Regions from separate parts of the Homo sapiens genome. Here region 2 is linked to region 1. Evidence: chromatin loops called from intact Hi-C (ENCODE). Cell type or tissue: endothelial cell of umbilical vein. All regions are shown on one strand. Each heading gives the region's core, and the rest is flanking DNA. Links, peaks and the distances in the headings are about the cores only.

What was found. A loop is a pair of places that touch in the nucleus more often than their neighbours do. Peaks named below come from ENCODE experiments on the same cell type or tissue, not always from the same donor. Only the 100,000 strongest peaks of a DNase experiment are listed, where the experiment ranks them.
Region 2: it touches region 1 in a loop (2.2-fold over the local background); 1 of 110 quality-filtered maps calls a loop at or near these places.

Annotation. Positions count from the first base shown.
Region 1 is chr6:20,950,084-20,955,466 of GRCh38, reverse strand. It overlaps CDKAL1 (CDKAL1 threonylcarbamoyladenosine tRNA methylthiotransferase), which reads right to left. Exons shown (of 16, transcript NM_017774.3): 10 at 1-48. Among named protein-coding and RNA genes, the nearest start is that of CDKAL1, 420 kb to the right of the region's middle. In endothelial cell of umbilical vein, for the core only: a CTCF peak has its summit at 2,247 (motif pointing left); DNase peaks (open chromatin) are centred at 2,266 and 2,606; H3K27ac peaks cover 1,482 bases.
Region 2 is chr6:21,184,004-21,189,386 of GRCh38, reverse strand. All of the region lies in intron 13 of CDKAL1 (CDKAL1 threonylcarbamoyladenosine tRNA methylthiotransferase), which reads right to left. Among named protein-coding and RNA genes, the nearest start is that of LINC00581, 330 kb to the left of the region's middle. RefSeq lists an enhancer at 2,851-3,577. In endothelial cell of umbilical vein, for the core only: no CTCF peak of the experiment used is centred there; DNase peaks (open chromatin) are centred at 356 and 2,506; H3K27ac peaks cover 982 bases.

The sequences.
Region 1 (5,383 bases), core at 152-5,151:
CATAAGCCCCCGTGTCTTCACTGGTCAACCATATCTCACAAACACCCTCTGTGAATCAAAAGAGATAATTAACAAATCTGTGGCAGAGCTGTTTCCTTCATCATACAGCTGCTCACTGTTTTTAATGCAGTATTTCTCAACACTATTATTCAGGCAGTCTGGGTATTCAATTGCAGAGAAAAAGCAGCTTATCCCATGGTGCCAGTGGGTTATTAAGTTCATTTTACGAACACCAGAGAGTTACAACAATGCTGTAAATTATCAGTGTGTCCTATGAAGTGATTAACATTCACAGCCAATCAGTTCAACTGTGCTTCCCCCAAAGCACTTTGATCAAGACTAAAGCCTCAGTCCCACCTCAGAGAATACCTATTTTATTGAACACTCTAAGCCCTGGAACTGAAACAGTCACTCCACAGAATAGGCACCATCAGCAGTTAACTCATTAATCAGTATGGCACCAACCTAAGGAAAAATGTCAAGTGTAGTTAAGGTTTAGCTCACATATTATTAATTATAAGGTATCCATTTTTCTCATAGCAACTATTCTAGTCTGTCTTCATTATTCAATTAAAAATAGTATTCATTTTGTTGCTGCATTCAAAAAAGTTGGTTGCTGCCTAAACTGAGTGTTTGTGTTGGAAAACCTGTTTACTGACAGTTTGCTTTCTATTTTCCACAAATCAGACTTTAGGAAAATGTATATATATTCTTGTCGTTATTATTGTTATAAAGAATCCTGACTTCAAATATCATACCCTGCAATGATAATGCTTCAAAAGTCCAGAGGAAATACTTTGGGATCCCCCTCATGTTATTTAAAATGAATAAAACAGAGTCAGCAAGAGCCATTCAGGCCTTTCATGGCACACAGAACTTTTCTCAATCCATATTCAATGAAATGATCAGCCTATTTTCAAAGGCCAAATGATTAACGAGGCTAAAACAAACAATGAAGGGAGCCTGTGAAATTTGCTCACGCTCAAGTGGTTTGTTGCTTCTGAAGAACCTCAACACACACACACAGGCACACAAACTGAAGACTTTAGCCTGAACCAAAGTATAAGTTTCTAGAAAGTGTCTTAAAATTATAATTTTAAATTACCTTTAGTTGACAGAACAGAAGAGTTTCAAAAATACATTTAAATATTCCTAGCCAAGAGAGACAACAAATAAAACACATGGCTTTTATGTGAACGTGGACTTAAAACTCACAGAATAAAAAAGCATAAAATAAAGATCTTCGCTCCTCTTAATATGTTCCATGAGGTAGAAAAAAACACAGCAAAAAGATTTCCAATCACTATTCTTTCCTTTAGCATAAGAAATATAATTACTTCAGCAAAAAACTAAACCATATGAAAACATTTTCACTTTTTCCTGCCTGTCTATCTTTCTGAGACATACACATCCTCACCCACACCCACACAACATGGAAAATACAAGGATAGAAATAAGATTTTAGTTTTCCCAAATTAAAGAATCAATAACTTAGCATTGAGAACAGAATACATAGAAAAAAGAGCACTTAAAAAGCTTTTTAAAAAATAAAAAGCTCAATACATTTTAAAAGCTGAAGATATTTTTAGCATCTGAAAATTAGTAGTATTATGGATATATGGGTTTTCATAGTTTAAATTAAATACCTACTTCCAGAAATAATAAACCTTTGCTTAATCTTAATCATTTAATAAAAAGCTTTATCCTCCAAAGAAATAGTCTGGCATGTCCATAGGCTATTTTTAGAGGTGTACAATTTTATAAATATTCTCTGTACACGGAATAAATCTTTTTCTATTTAAAAAGTGGACTGAAATTAGTGGTATCATCTTTAATATTATATCTGCCATTAGGCGCTGGACTCATACAATCTTTTTTTTAACAAAATCTTATCACAAAATCCACTCCAGGAAAAGAGATGGCTAAGTAACAACATAAACAGATTTTAAAACATTCTGAAAGAGGTTATAAAAACAGGACATTATCCATGATTTTCCAGTTACTGGCATTTGAGCAACACAATATGAATATTTTAAAATGAACAGAATAATTTTAATTTATAATTTTTCCATCCAAATGGTTCCATGTTATGCCTTATGTAGAGAGTGTGGGTTCCTGGAACAGTGCCTTGCTGTTGCTAGATGAATATAGAAGGGGAAAAATCGCTATGAATAGGAATGGAAATAACATCCATAGAGAAACAGCAGCCAGCTCTTCAAGCTGCATAGGTGGGGACCAATAGCCCCCTGGTGGGCTGAAACCTCAAATTAAATCACATAAAGAGGAAGCAGCTGTAACACTAAATCAGCAACAATAGGAACAATGGTCTTGATGTTTCCAAGATCAAGGCTGCTAAAATACTCTATATAATAGCAACCTGGTTTAAAACACAATGGAACGAAAGAGCATGAGCAAAATGAAACCCTTGGACTTGAGGAGAATTTTGCTTTGCCAATTCAATTCAAAAATCTGTCAAAGATGATCTTGTTCTTAGTCAACGTGAGAAAGTTCAGCTTTTGTAAGGGTGTATTTCAAGCATGAAGAATCCTAATGAGAATGGATCCTTCAAATAGGATATGGAAGTCATTACATACTAAAAGTGACGCTAAATGTGGAATCCCCATGCCTGACATCCTTTTCCCTGGAAAGTCTCCTGATTAGTCATAGCACAGGCAGTTCCTGCCAGGCCACGCTTGCATATGAAGTCACCAGAGCACCTGAGGGCTTCAGTAGTCACTCATGGACACACATTGGGACACATGCTTATATCTGCACACTTAATTGGCTAGACTTACGGACAGAAGTGCTTGCCTAAAAAGCTTCATTTCTTAAGGACTTCAGTTATGAGCTTTATTTCTTTGCACGTTCAGTTCTCAATTCATCCAAACCTTTATTTGGCCCTTACCGTGTGCCCTTCAGCTCTTCCAGCTCACGATAGATATGGATTCACCATTAAACTGGCTATTAGCTAAGAGCTGGCAAGGGGACACTGACTAACGTCCTGGACCCTTTGCATCCATCCCTATTGGTGGTGGGGATACAATGGGACAGTCTTCATGAACACAGCCTTAGACCAAAATGAAGGGCCTGCTGGGCTAGCTTAAAATGGACACAATGTCAGGTTCAGTAAGATAGTCCCAGTCTGCACTATAACTTGGAATTTGGTAAGTATATGTCAGGAAAATAAACACATGAAAATGAAAAAGAGGGGGCGGGCGCAGTGGCTCATGCTTGTAATCCCAGCACTTTGGGAGGCCGAGGCAGGCAGATCACGAGGTCAGGAGATCGAGACCATCCTGGCTAACACGGTGAAACCCTGTCTCTACTAAAAATACAAAAAATTAGCCGGGCATGGTGGCGGGCGCCTGTAGTCCCAGCTACTCGGGAGGCTGAGGCAGAAGAATGGTGTGAACCTGGGAGGCGGAGCTTACAGTGAGCCGAGATCGTGCCACTGCACTCCAGCCTGGGCGACAGAGCAAGACTCCGTCTCAAAAAAAAAAAAAAAAAAAGAAAATGAAAAAGAGATAAAAGCAGGAAGAACTAAGATAAGAGAAGTGAATGCCCATTAAAAACTTCCATGCCTGTAAAAATAAATACATGCAAAAAAAGAAAGTGGTGGGGTAGGAAAGTAGGAGACAGAAATTAGGGTTTTTTCACGCATCCAAGGGAAGATTTTACTTTTTTCTAAAATTGTTCATCTACCTGACTTGTTTTCGTTTTCCCAAAAATTGTTCAGTCTACCCAACTTTTTAAATGAACATTATGTTCATCAGATCGTCCACCATCCTTTTGATGCATTAATTTTGGTAAAAGGAAAAGCAAATACTAGGAAGAATGAAATGCACTGTACAGGAAAAAAGCCTTAAGTTTAGCTATGAGATTCCATTATCATCTTACCCAAGCAATTACAGACCAGCCTGTAGATGAAACACAAGCCATTTTTCCCTGAATAAACAGCAACCCCAACAGCTAGATTCCCATCTCTGCGCCATAGCAATCTGAGATGACAGGAGACGGAAGTAGAAGACCTAAAAGTTTGATAATAAAAGAAGGATAATATCCTCAATAAAATAGTCTCACCACAAAGAAAATCCTCTTTGAAAAATCAAACTTTGCCAAAATTCAATTTCAAAAGATTATGGCTCACTATAACTATGTATGAGCTTCACTGTAATGAATTAAAATATGGGTGAAGACTGATTTTATCTAGTCAAGAAGTAGCATTTCTCTAGTAGTTCCTGCTTTATCTTTGAGGAAAATTTTCAAGATAAGTTGTTTCAATTATTCATGAGTAGTCTCTAAAAATAACCACAAACATACAAAAACTGTAAATAATGATTATGGGGATCTATAGTTAAAGAGCACTGGATGGCAGGGAAACCTACATCAAGTACACATCATTTAAAAATCCTTGGAAAATCTGCTAACTCTACCTCCCACTACCCGGTGTGTGCTCTCCACTCTCCATCTTTTCTTTTCTTTTCTTTTTTTTTTTTTCTGAGACTGTTTCACTCTGTCACCCAGGCTGGAGTGCAATGGCACGATCTCGGCTCACTGTAACCTCCGCCTCCGAGGTTCAAGTGATTCTCCTACCTCAGCCTCCTGAGTAGCTGGGATTACAGGCGCACACCACCATGCCATACCCAGCTAAGTTTTGTATTTTTAGTAAAGACGGGCTTTCGCCACGTGGCCAGGCTAGTCTCCAACTGCTGACCTCAGGTGATCCGCCCACCTCAGCCTCCCGAAGTGCTGGGATTACCGGCATGAGCCACCGCGTCTGGCCCCTTCCCCATCTTTTGTTCTCCATTCCTATCCTTTGTTTTTTCCTCTCAATTTTATCCTTGAGTCTTTCTCCACCATCCAGTTCCAGCCTGTATTCTCCCACTAAGGAAAATACATTAAACATATATGTTATATTTATTTAATATGCATTAAATTAATCAGCTTTTACTTCCTGCTGTTTCTTTTAAGGGTCACAGTGCATATTAAATTTTTAGGGGTTCTTTCTTCTTAAAAAAATAATCTTAGAGAATTCAGAAATTACGCTGGGTGCAGTGGCTCACGCCTGTAATCTCAGCACTTTGGGAGGCCAAGGCGGGCGGATCACCTGAGGTCGGGAGTTCCAGACCAGCCTGACCAACATGGAGAAACCCCATCTCTACTAAAAATACAAAATTAGCCGGGCGTGGTGGCACATGGTTATAATCCCAGCTACTCAGGAGGCTGAGGCAGGAGAATCACTTGAACCCAGGAGGCAGAGGTTGAATTACCTGTAGTTCCCAGGGGAAGTCACTATAGCTCCGGCCACTATGCTTTACGCCCATGCTGTTTCCTCTGCCTAAAATGACCTCTACTCTTCTTTGCATAAAAAATACCTCTTTGA
Region 2 (5,383 bases), core at 77-5,076, 230 kb before region 1:
ATATTTTTAAGTATATATGCTTATCTATTAATTGCCATGAGTATCTTAGTAGCTTTATTTCTTCTTTCTTTGCATTTCAGAAATAACCTAAGTAGAAAGAAAAATTGTAAAACAATTTGGCTTTTCAAAAGTTATTCTTCCCTTCTTTGTGCAGTGATACAAGATACAAAGACCAGGCCCGAGGCAGTTCTACTGAATCAGACCATGAAGTTTCTTCTAACAAGAATCTCCTTGTGCTTTTCTTCACGCTGGTTGGTTTTCTTCTAGCCGTGTCTACCCCAGTAAGAGGAAGACAATCCGAGGTAGTCTCTTCCCAGCTGGGGGCAAAATCCCATTCTTAGTAACAAAGCTATTTTCATCTGCTGATCGAGAGCCAATAGTAAGAGCAAATAGTTACACAGGAAATGCCACACTGATGCCTTCCTGCCTGGCGTCAGGGATCCAAATCTAGTGCTACCTAAACTGCCAGTTCAAAAAGCAGCTGCATTTTAACCACCTGCCTGTACATTCTGAGTATTCTAGAGCATTCAAAGGTATTGCCTATAAAGCTTTTTGTGGAATTAAAAAAAAAAATTGTGGTAAGAACATATAACATGAAATCTACCCTCTCAACAAACCCAAACAAGTTGACCCTCCTATCACAGAGCCGGCACAAAGTACATCAGGTCTGTTTTTCCCCACACTGGGCAAGCTCTGTCATGCCCAGGCAGCCTGGGAAAGTGCTCAATATTGAAAACTGAAGTTCTATGGCCAGATACTGCCAGTAAGATCTATCCATGAGATCTGATTCATGGAAAGGGCCCATGGAGCCAACACTGGATATAAGTGTAGAACTTTTTTATGAAAAGCGCAAACCTAAAAATTGAACAGAATTTCCGTTCACTTCCACCCTCTTGATCTATTCCCACTGGTCTCTCTCAGCCATTACTTGGCAAGTCTAGGCCAGTCTTCTTTGAGAGCAGATTCTCAGAAAGGGACCTACTCATAAAAGTAGGTTGTGCATCTTAAATAGATACAATTTTATTTGTCAGTTGAAAAGATGAAAAAGAAGAAGCCACAAAATACTTGGAGGAAATATAAATTATTAGACATGTAACGTGTTGATGAAACATTTTTAACATAATGCTATGTTGCCATAAATGAGAAGTTTTTAACTACTGATTAAAAAAAGTATATTAAGATTGTCATAAACAAAGTCAAAAAGCAAATAGAAAAAAATTGCAAGTATGACATATATACTAATGACATGTTATAGGTTATATAATATGAAGAGCCTTTACAAAACAGTAAGAAAACAATAAATGTTCCCAACAGAAAAACAAACTGCTAAAAAAGCAATTCAAAACCAAAAATCTAAATTATCTACATACAGCACATATGTGAAAAAAGTTTCACTTAATTTTCAACGAATAAACACTAAAATAAGGAAATGTCCTTTTTTTTCACAAATGGGCAAAAATATGTATGAAACTGGGCTGTGCTTCTGGGAAAAAATTTTTTTCATACATTCCCCATCCCCAAAAGGTACATAAGTGACCAGTGATAACATTTAATAGGTCACTTTCTTGGAAGGTGCTTGTAGAAGTTTTGTTTCACTGACGACACAAAAAGTAAGCCAAATTTAAAAAAAGAGAAAAGCAAAAGCAAAAGCATTGGAGAGAGAGATTGTTTATGTAATCTAGTAATCTGCAGTAACTACTTGCCAACTTCCCTCACACCTTCATTGCTCCAAGTCCTCATTCCAAAAGCATGGGGAGTCAGGCAACTCAGTGAGCTACACCACCAGGCATTACCAATGGTATAAAACTCAGAATAATTCCAAGAAAGATTCAGACATTTGGAAGAAAAAAAGGTGTGGGTGTGGTATGCAGGACGCTTTCTAATTATCTTTATGGCATAAGAAAGCTTCTTTTCAAATACTAAATTATGAGAAAGGATGGATAAGCTCCAGCCTACCCAACTTCTAAATGAGAATTTTTAAAATCATGAATTCAGAGCTGGATTGGATAGAAGAGAGGACTTCAGAGATCATTTAGGACAAACTCTTCATATTACAGATGAGAATACAGGTCCCTTAGAGATTAAGTGACTTGGTCAAGGTCACATACCTCATAATATTTAATCTATAATGTTAAAAATGGATTCTATCCTGCCAGTTGTTTTAGGCAAGTGGTGAATTACCCAATTACTTTAAAACTGCACCATGTATACAGTAGTCCTAGCCATATGTGGCCACTGGGCACTTAAAATGTGGCGAATCTCAATTGAGATGTGTTATCAAACATACACCAGTGCAAAGTACACACCGGATTTCAAAAATTTCACATGAATAAAAGAATGTAAGACATCTCATTAATTTCTATACTGAATACAGGCTGAAATGATAATAGTTTTGATATACTGGAGTAAATAAAATATATTATTCAAACAAATTTCACCTGTTTCTTTTTACTCTGTTAATGCGGCTATCAAAAAATGTGAAGTAACATCTGTGGTTGATACCATATTTTTATTGGAGAGGGCTGCTCTAAAACATTATGATGTTGTTTTTAAAAATTTAACGGAAATCTACCATTTCACTGTTTTAGAAAGGATATTAGTCATTTTTCAAAAAAATTAAAAAAAAAACCTCACCACACTCTTAACTGTGGTAATCATGTAAATGTAATGTTTTAGTTTTAGGAAGGAATGTATACACATGTCTATAAACTGTAAAGGCAGGAATTTTGAATAGCAAAATTGCTCTTTTTGACCATTAAATTATTCTTGCTTCCATTTTTCTGGTTGACCACAGCATCTCTAAAACCTTATGGCATGATCAGCTTGCTCACTGTTTTTAGGGAAAATCAGGCAACCAAGGAGAGGCCATCTACATTTTCCAATCTGTCATTTTCCATTCAGTGTGGCTGCAAAAGCAACCATATAAAAAACAGTGGCATTTGGACTTAAAAGGCAGAAAGTAATCATTATCAAAAAATTCATTTTTTAAAAATAAGCCAAAAATGAACGTCCAAAATAGGAACTGCCTTTGGTAAGATAAATCTTACATTCCCCCCCATTCCCCAAAGAACTCAGCATAGATGTGAGCAATAAATAACACGTGCAGTACACCCCACCATCTTTCAACCATTTGCCAGTCAGGATTGAGGCTGAGGAAGCAGAAAAGATTAAGCAGAAATCAAAGAGAGCCAAGCTCTAATGGTGTCTAATTAGCATAACAAAAGGCACTGCCACAATCTTTCAGCAGTGGGCAATACATCTCATTAAAGAAGACTGAATAACAATTATTCTCTCCTGACCCCCCCTGCCCCACCCCCATACTTCTTGGCTTAGCTCCGGGAGACCCTGAGAGCCCGGCTCCAAGAGCTTCTGCATTATTGGCCAGGCATTCAGGCTGCAGGGGAAAGAGCCCACTTGTATTACTGTGCACCTGCATCTCAATGCTTTATTCTGATTTCCTCTCCTGCTGTGAAAATGTAGCTTCCTCAAGCACATACAAGTCCTGATATGCAGTTTATAGGAATATAATATTGAGAAATGTCAATGATGACCTAAAAAATGAATACTACTTCTTCTAAAACGTCTTTCTTGAAAGAAAATTGATCTAGTATTTATTTCTCTTCACCTATTCTATTTCTCCCTTAGTATTACTTCACTGTCTCAGACTTAATGAAGCCAAATTGAAATTCTAACAAATTTTATTGCAACCAGTAATTTGCTATGTGCACACACAGGCACGCACACACACATAGATACGTAGACACATCATGCCATTTAAGTGGGAGTACTTTGGTTCAGACCTATCCTCGCTCCCTATTTCCCCTTGATGTAGACAAGTGAGAAAATAGATGAATTTCAAAGAAAATCGAGATTGTAGGTGAGCATGTAGGTAGTTTTTGTATACATTTAAACCAAGAATAAAAGATTCTACTTAAATCAATAATTTAAAAATTCTTCCAGGGTGATTACTAACAAAGATAAAAGCTTTAAGCAATCCTATGTACTTTTTCATATCAATCTACTTAGGTGGAAGGATTGAATGGGAAGGTGAGAGAAAGGACACAGTTATTTAGTCCAAACAATTTTCAATTCTGAGCTATATTTTTTGATCAGTAACACCTTTCAAAAGAAATTTAGTATGAGGGCTGCTTTTTTTTTTTTTAATGGCCTCTCCTGCCAAACACAATAGTACATCGTCTACTTAAACCTGAACATTGCCATGTCTGCAAGTTGTTCTAGGAAAAGCTGTTTATCACAGATGTAGATAGGAACCACTGCAACAGTTCCTGAGACTAAATAGCAGAAACAAAGCCAACTCAAGGAGTAGCTGGGAAAACCTATATAGTATGTCTGGATTTTCAAACTGCTACAAAATTACTGCATTGTAGGAACTAAGAGACCTTGAGAATATTCAAATCTTAGGCTGGGTACTGTGGCTCACCCTGTAATCCTAGCACTTTGGGAGGTTGAGGTGGGTAGATCACTTGAGCCCAGGAGTTTGAGACCAGCCTGGGCAACATGGTGAAACCCCATCTCTACAGAAAAAAAAAAAAAAAAAAAAAATTAGCTGCACGTGGTAGTGCACACCTGTAGTCCTAGCTATAGCTACTCCAGAGGCTGAGGTGGGAGGATTGCTTGTGCCCAGGAGGTCAAGGCACCAGTGAGCTATGAATGTGCCACTGTACTCCAGCCTGGGAACAGAGTGAGACCCTGTCTCAAATAAATAAATTAATTAATTAAATAAAAGCATTGGCTGGAGGCCTAAGGTGAGATATTTTAATGCTATGATACTTTGCACATGATAGTATACAGTTAAAATAAACCTTAGAAGATCACTTGAATTCTAAAAGGCCTTTCTCTGTGTGGTGAACTACTCAGCATGTAAGAGCTGGTTTCTGCGTGGTGGCTCACGCCTGTAATCCCAGCACTTTGGGCAGGCCGAGGTGGGTTGATCACTTGAGGCCAGGAGTTAGAGACCAGCCTGGCCAACATGGTGAAACCCCATGTCTACTAAAAATACAAAAATTAGCCGGGCATGGTGGTGGGTGTCTACAATCCCAGCTACTCAGGAGGCTGAGGCAGGAGAATCGCTTGAACCTGGGAGGTAGAGATTGCAGTAAGCCGAGGTCGTGCCATTGCACTCCAGCCTGGGACACAGAGCGAGACTCCACCTCAAAAAAAAAAAAAAAAGGTCAAAGAAATGTATTTCGGGGTAAAATATTTTCATTTTTTTAGGGCCTGTTATCTGTCATGTGATGCTATACCAGAATCAGGTTGGAATCTGGTATCTTATTGTTACAAAAAGTCTGTTTTGTCAGTCTTAAGTTCTCTGTTTTAATGTTACTGCTGGTCAGTTGTACCTGAATTCCAAACAGAGGAGAGC